Linked DNA regions of Homo sapiens: region 2 is linked to region 1. A link is a loop called in an ENCODE intact Hi-C map of the cell type or tissue named here. Cell type or tissue: HepG2. All regions are shown on one strand. Region 1 overlaps GABRR3 (gamma-aminobutyric acid type A receptor subunit rho3). Region 2 overlaps CRYBG3 (crystallin beta-gamma domain containing 3).

The links. Peaks named below come from ENCODE experiments on the same cell type or tissue, not always from the same donor. Only the 100,000 strongest peaks of a DNase experiment are listed, where the experiment ranks them.
Region 2: it touches region 1 in a loop (2.5-fold over the local background); 6 of 110 quality-filtered maps call a loop at or near these places.

Annotation. Positions count from the first base shown.
Region 1 is chr3:98,008,305-98,012,304 of GRCh38, forward strand. It overlaps GABRR3 (gamma-aminobutyric acid type A receptor subunit rho3), which reads right to left. Exons shown (of 10, transcript NM_001105580.3): 6 at 652-734. Among named protein-coding and RNA genes, the nearest start is that of GABRR3, 25 kb to the right of the region's middle. RefSeq lists an enhancer at 669-838. In HepG2, a CTCF peak has its summit at 2,159; a DNase peak (open chromatin) is centred at 2,317; H3K4me3 peaks cover 378 bases.
Region 2 is chr3:97,899,576-97,903,575 of GRCh38, forward strand. It overlaps CRYBG3 (crystallin beta-gamma domain containing 3), which reads left to right. Exons shown (of 22, transcript NM_153605.4): 15 at 878-910. Among named protein-coding and RNA genes, the nearest start is that of RIOX2, 71 kb to the right of the region's middle. In HepG2, no CTCF peak of the experiment used is centred here; a DNase peak (open chromatin) is centred at 2,456.

The DNA.
Region 1 (4,000 bases):
CAAAATGGGCCAATCTTACAAGAAATTTTCTAAAGTCAAATAGTGGTATGGAAAATTTCTAATGGAGTTAGGGCGGAGCATCTGTGGAGTAGACATCTGGTGAGATTCCCAGCATTTTAGACACATTTGCAAAAACTGCAGTCAGCTTTTAAGATCTTCTATCAAAAATAGCTGATTGGTAAAAGTGATTGACAGCTCAGATGCCCTGTGATGGGGCTTTGATTAGGGGGTCTATGTCTAGAGTCAGATTTTTCTAGGGAATCCAAGTCTACTTAATGGAGGATTGTGATTCATCTGGGAACGTGAATTCCAGAGCTTTCCAAATGTAGAAAGTCTGTGTCAGTCTATGTAACAACAGTAGCAAGAATAGACTTTTTAGGGAGCTGTTCCTTTATTGTGGAAACTACAGAATATGCAATTATCAAAACACTTTTCCCCTGAACCTTCTCCTTTAACAGACAAACTGCCATCAACCTTCATAAAAAACAGAAACCAAAAAAAAAAAAAAAAAAAAGAAGCCACAATTGTTTCAGTTTTGGATAAATATATCAGTATTTTAAAATGTTTGTTAAGAGCATGCTTATTTACATGTAAGTATGTGATGGTGTGTTCAAATGATGTGCACTCACTCCACCAGGAAGTGAGACTTACAGCTTTCCAGTTCAAGAGAACAATTTTGAGTGTCAAGAGGAAACCTGCTGAAATCCATAAAGCACATGGCCGAAACCGTTATCCTATAAAAAGAATGAGAAAAAGAAAACTGCAGATCATTTAACCATCTGGCCAAATGAGCATGCAACATTGAAGCTTTCTTACTGTTTGCTGGTTCTGTGTGTCTTTCAAGAATAATGCAAAACAGGCAGTATTATCTTCTGTCCAAATGACATGCAAGGAAGCAAACTCAGGAGGGTAGATGATTTTCTTAAGACACAGAGTCAATGAGTGAATTCAGCTCTCATACCTTGCTTCTGAGTTCACCATTTCCTGATCAGCCCCCTCAGTATTTTCTGGCTCTGATGTCTCCAGAAAAACACTCTTCAAAGTGAGAGACTTTTAAATAGATTTAAATATTTTTTGCTTTCTGGAAGATCCACACATAAATAGTCTGTAGTAACAAAGGGTTGGAATGGTGGCAATAAAAACCTGAAGTTAAAGGTTTCCTTCACAAAGCAAGTTTACCCGAGGATATTCTCTTTCCAGTAGTGAGTGAAAAGCCTGGAGCATTCTTAGTTATAGATCTATGTGCACAATGCATAATTCAGGTACTATTAAGCCAAAAGGCTTGCATACTGATGAGAACGGTTTTTTCAAATTTTATATCCTCCTAGATTTTCCTGGCTTCAGGCAGAGGCTGCTGTACTATGATCTTGCCTCAAAGTAGAAACTTTGGTACCCACAATAGCAGATCAGAGGTTCATAAAGGGCCCCTGAGCAGGTTTGCAAAAAACAAAGGCAACAGATGCTCCTACCTGTGGTGCCCTTGAGTTAACCAGAGGAGTAGGGACATTTTGTCTGCTGTGGGCTAATTCTATTGTCAATAGTCATGCAACAAAACATCAAGCCAAGGATTCATTTTGGTGTATTCCTAGTACTTTAAACCTAGAAAGGACCCTCCGAGGTGTTTCAGTTCATTTCCTTCATAGTACATGTGAGTGACTTAATGACCAAAGAGGCTAGGTGGCTAGGTAGTGTCAGAACCAAGCTGGAACCAGGGGATCTGGCTCTGGGCTTGGATTGGCTCTGCTGTTGGCTGGAAGAGCTGTGCTGACAACAATTTTGAGTTCCTCCTGTGTTAGAGGATCTCCAAGATCACTCTCAGGGTCAGAGATTCACTAGAATGACTCGCAGAACCCAGCAAAGCTGTTGTACTCTTGGTTACCTATATTATAATGAAAGGACACAGATGAAAATCAACAGTAGAAAAGAGGCACAGGGCAGAGTCCAGGAGAGACCAGGAACACATTTCCAGTTGTCCTCTCCTAATGGAGTTATGTGGATGGCGCTTAATTCTCTCAGCAATGATATGTGCCAACACCCTGGGGACATTATCAACTAAGGAAGCTCACCCAAGCCTTGGTATCTACACTTTCAACTGAGAGTAGCCACATAGTAATGACTGACCACCCACATGGCTGACCTTAGTCTCCAGCCCCCTCCAGAGGTCAAGCTGATATCTAGTAGCTCAAAGTCTCCACCGTAAATCACATTGTTAGCAGAAACCATCTGGCTTGGCCCCCGGACCCAAAGTAAACAAAGATACTCTCATCACTTAGGATATTCCAAGGGGTTAGAGGTTACCCTGCAAGAGCCTGGCTAGGGCCAAATATTTCCTGGAATGTGCAGGGTAAGAAAAATCCACTGAGTTAATTATTTACTGGACCTCCCCCCACCAAAATTAATTTAAAACAATTGATTCTTTGTCCAGATAGTGTCGTTCTGCTCCTGATTCCTGTTGAGACTTGACTCCAGTATGTATGAGTCCTATGCTACTCCTGACTTAAAAGTCCTATTGAGGCCAGGCACCATGGCTCACACCTGTAACGCCAGTACTTTGGGGGGCCGAGGCGGGCAGATCATTTGAGGTCAGGAGTTCGAGACCAGCCTGGCAAACATGGTGAAACCTTGTCTCTACTAAAAATAGAAAAATTAGCTGGGCATGGTGGCAGGCACCTGTGACCCCAGCTACTCAGGAGGCTGAGGCAGGAGAATCGCTTGAACCCAGAAGGCAGAGGCTGCAGTGAGCTGAGATTGTGCCACTGCACCCCAGCCTGGGTGACACAGTGAGGCCCTGTTCCTCCCCCAACCCCCCCAAAAAACCCATTGAAAGTGATATTTTCCTTTAATTGCATTTTAAGAACATTGACAGCACTTATAAAATGCCTGGCAACAGCTCTGTGCCGAAGTGGTTAAGGTATTTTTAACGAGCAAAAATAATCTGTATGAGTTTCCTACTGCTGCTGTAACAAATTACTACAAATCTGGTGGTTTAATACAACAGAAATTTATTCTCTCACAGATTTGGAGGCCAGAACTCTGAAATCAGTATCATGGAGCTGAAATCAAAGTGTCATAAAGGCCCTTCACTCTTAGCTCTAGGGGGAAAATCCATGTGTCCTATAGCTTCTGGTGGCTGCCAACATTCCTTGACTTATGACCACATTGCCTACTCTTCTTTTGTATGCATGAAATTGTCCTCTACCTTTCTATTATAAGCATACTTTTGATTGCATTTAAGTCCCAACCAGATAATCCAGATAATTTCTTCCCTATTTCAAGATCCTTAACTTAATCACGTCTGCAAGGATTTTTTTTTCTTTTTTGGTCATATATGATAAGCTTCACAGGTTCCAGGAATTAGGACATGGATATCTTTTGGGGTATCATTTCTTCACCCTACTTTAGAATTTTTCTAAGGTTTGTAGGACATTAAAAAAAGCTGAGTTGCTTGGGTTTACCAAACATTTTTAGAATTATCCATGATAAGCCACTCAATATGCACAGAACTCATTTGACTAAAAGAAAATATGGAACATTAAAAAGGGAGGACTGTTATAGCAAAGTGTTGGAATGCACATTTTAAAATTAAAAGAAAAGAAAAAGAGAGCAAATTGGTGTTAGCTTGAATGATAGCCATGCCTTCCCATGAAAAATGAAGGAGACAACTAAGAAAAGTTATTTAGCTAATCCAAGGTTCCAAAACTGCTTGGTGGGGTGCCAGGGTGGGGTGGAGTTGGTGAGGAGGAAAACAGGCTTGTTTACTTATAATATTGTGTGCCAGATTTTAGGATTTCCATAATTCAGCTCATTCTATTTGTCCAATCGACATATACCCAGAGTGGGTAGAGTTAGAATAGAAAATCATTTTTTAAAATCTGGATGTTAGAACCAGGGGAAAATCACATCTTATGCTTGTGTCCCAATCTCCAGCAGCATTAAACAGACAGCAACATTGTGAGTTTCATCTGAAATAAGCATCATCAGCTTTGGTGCAGATGGCTGC
Region 2 (4,000 bases), 110 kb before region 1:
GGGAAATAGATGTATGGACAATTAATGATAGTATGATTAGTGAGAAAATGAAGTGTGTAGGCAGTGCAGGGGAGCAGGGAAAAGGAACAATCAGTGCCTGGGGAATTGAAGACCTTGCCACAGAATAGGATGTGTTGGTGAATTGAGTGATAGTTTAAAGGATAAAACCAATTTTTCTAGGCAGAAAGGGCATTTCACAAAGAAGGAATAATCTCCTTGTATGCAAATTCATGAAGTTGTAGAAGAGTGTGGCCAGTTTGGATAATAAACCCTGTAGAACAATAAGAGTGCCCATGAGATAATGTTCAGAAATTCACACTCCTTCTTTGTAATGGGCACTAGGCCATATTTTTCTTCCACCTACAATATTACTTAATATGAATTAGTTATAAATACCAAAATTATTATAAGAGAATTCAGTAGGTTATTTGAGATCCATAGCCAGTTCAAAGAGTCTCATAAATAGGTCAAACCATGAAAAAAATTTTTCAAGCTGGGTGCAGTGGCACAGGGGTGCAATCCTAGCACTTTGGGAGGCCAAGGTAAAACATCCCTAAAGCCTAGTAGTTCGACACCAGCCTGAGCAACACAGTGAGACCTCGTCTTTACAAAATTAAGCAAAATTAACTGGGCATGGTGGCACATGACTGTAGTCCCAGCTACTTGGGAGGCTGAGTTGGGAGGATCGCTTGAGCCCTGAAGATCAAGGGTGCAGTGAGCTGAGACTGTGCCACTGTACCCCAGCCTGGATAACAGAGGAATACTCTGTCTCAAAAAAGAAAAGAAAAAAAAATTTTTTTCAAAGGGTATTTTCAAAACTTTCAAAAAGACAGATTATGTGATTACAATTTTGAAAATGTTTTAATATGTTTTTCAGGAACCACTTGGGATAAATGAACCTCCGCATTTGGTATGTTTAAAAATATTCTTGTAATTGTTAAATTGTTTACTAAAAGCATTTATACCCTTTCTCTCAAATCTTTCTCTTTTCTGCAGATAACTTTTATGTGTCTCTCTGGCAGAGCAGATTACAATTGCATTTGGTACCTATGAGCAGAAGAATTCACATCTTTGTCAGTGGTTGTATTAGACTGGGTTTGTCACACTTCCTTTTGTTTTCTCCTGACAGAGCGGTAGCTCTGACCACTTTAGGGTCATTTTGAACTTCTGGCACTCTTTCTTTCCCATCGTCCATTATTTCTTCAGTGTCACATTCTTCATAGAATATTATATTTATTTCTGGAAGAGCAAACTTACCATGGAGAAGTCACGTCTTGGCATGCTTATTATGTACACGTATTTCTAATACCTATAATCAAATATTTCTGAGCTAGTGAACTTGAAACCCTATATTCATTTCTACTGTATTAATAGTTTGAAGGGGACTGGACAATACTTTGGAGCCCAACATTTGCTTATTTTCTATTGAGGGCTAGAAATTGTGCCTATTTAACACTTCTAATTCAGAAGTCCATAAGGTCAGTATTACTCCCATTTATAGACAATAAATCTGAGATTCAGAATACAAGTAAGTGCTATACACACAACTAGAAGTAGCAAAAGAGACATTTCTAGTATGGACCGCACTTGACAAAACCACATGTTCAGGGTTTTACATCAAAGAAAGACATAATCATGATACGAGCAGTACAACTATAGAAGGAAGAGGGGGTGAGAGACATTGTTTCGTTTTATTTTAAATTACAAATTCAGAAAAATTGTTGTCAAAAAGCCAAATATAGTAATTACTTTTAAATATTTGGCATTTGCTGCCTTTACATAATGCTCAGTGTTTTTCTCTGAATGTGTGTGTTTTTCTCTGAATGTGTATGTTTTTCATATTCATGTCAGTGTTTATTTCAGACCAGCTTAGTTTTACCAGGTTTGCATTCACAATGCTTTCGGGTTTTATTATTTTCTGATTAGCTCAGGCCTATTGGGAACATTTCCTTTCTGAATATAATTGAGTTGTTGTATTTAGAGACACTTCCTGCCAGATTTTTATGTTGAAATTTTGAAAACTCCCAACTGTGGATTTTTAAAGTATTTTTTCACATGAATCAAAATAACATGAGTAGATAGAAGAAAGAGAAGTTATTTCAAACTGCACATTTTTTGAGTTCTAAGTACAGATAAAAAGCCTCATTTTTTAAATCTCTGTTTCTCCTGCTCCTACCTCCTTGTTCTTTTTTTATGGACTTCCTTGTTTGGGGCAGATTGCTGGGAGGATTTTCTTGATAGTATTTCCAGTCTAACTTGAAGAGAGGAAGCAGCAGAAAACGCCCAGTGAAATCAGCTCCACTTCATTTTTCTGGGTATGGCTAAGTTATTGCCTTGTGAAATAAGCATTTCTGACAGGTATATGATAGCTGGATATTTGGTAACACATGAACAAAACATTCTTGCTTTACCCAGTATCAAAGGTCTTGTTATTTTCAGTGGACCAATTTTCAGACATTCTTCTTGTTTATGCTTACTTAAACAAACAGATCTTGGCTGACACGCTGGTTCCGTTCAATAACTAGAAAGTATTTTCAACAGGCAGTAGTTACAAAAGTCAGATTGGCAATACAGATGCTGTGTTCAGATGGGGTACTAATTTTCCCTGAGGAATAAGGAGGAAGTTTCATTTCAGAGCTCAAGTCAGAGAGGGAATTTTTTTATGCTGGTGATTTTAAAGGGAACCTCAAGCAACCTAAGAGGGGAAAAGCCAGAAAATGTATGTGTGTAGGGATTAATATACATTATGAGTGTTATGGTGATTAAAAATATTGTTGCTGACCTGGAAACATTATGATGAGATATGGCTTATTTGAGATATTGGTGGAACATCACTTTTTATTTTTTAATTTTATTTATTTTTTGTTTTGGGATTAGGAAAGTTTTATTTTATTTTAATTTTTTGTCTTTATTTCTTCTAAAAAAAAAAAGCGGGATACATGTACAGAACGTGCAGGTTTGTTTTATAGGTATACGTGTGCCATGGTGGTTTGCTGGACCTATTGACCAGTCCTCTAAGTTCCTTCCCCTCGCCCCTCACTCCCCAGCAAATCCTGGTGTGTGTTGTTCCCTTCTCTGTGCCCATATGTTCTCAATGTTCAACTCCCATTTATGAGTGAGAACATGCAGAGAACACCACCTTTTATTGAGAAGATTTTTTTTTCCTGAAGACTGAAGGTTGGTCGCTATGTCTAATTAGCAACTCAAGATATACAGGATCGCTATAGAATTCTTCACCATTAGCAAGTGACTTTTTTTAATTTTTCCCCCAAACAAAACAAAAACCAAACAGAATATGTATTATCTGCATGTCGTCATCATCTCTCTTACAGCAAGTCCTGAATATCTGAAATCTAGCACTAGATTAAATCTTATAACAGTGAATTTAGTTTTCAGAGGAGGTTGTAGTTAGGCATCATTCTCTAGAAATTCTAACCAGTTCTCCCCTTTGACTCAGCCAAGTACCTTTTGTTTCTAGAATCTTTTTAAAGTCCATTTCCAGATATAATTAAATGTTTGGATTTATTTAAACATTGAGCCCCTGTTCCATTTTATGCATGATTCTCACCAAGAAAAGCAACTAGGCGTTTTCTTATATTGGATAATTTAGCCTCACTGAATTTTAAAGTGATCACAGGATCTGTAATAATTGTTGCTACTGTTTTCATGTATGGGGGATAGGAAAATCACAGCTTTAGGCAAATACAGTAAGATTCACAAGCAGTAAAGAGAAAACACTTCTTTGTGGCACTTTAACCAGATCATTTTTATAGGAGCCAAATCACAGAAATACTTAGGAAGAATTATTTCAGTAAAGAAAGCCTTTATGGTTAATAAGGGAAATGAAATCATTGTAGAATATATAACCAATATGAGAAATATATAACACTACAATATGAGAAAGATGTGATGTAATAGAAGAATGGAAATAAGACTTTTCCTTAATAATCAACATATTTCTATGAGGGAGGCTCAAAGGGCTAGAGAAAGTCTTATTTAG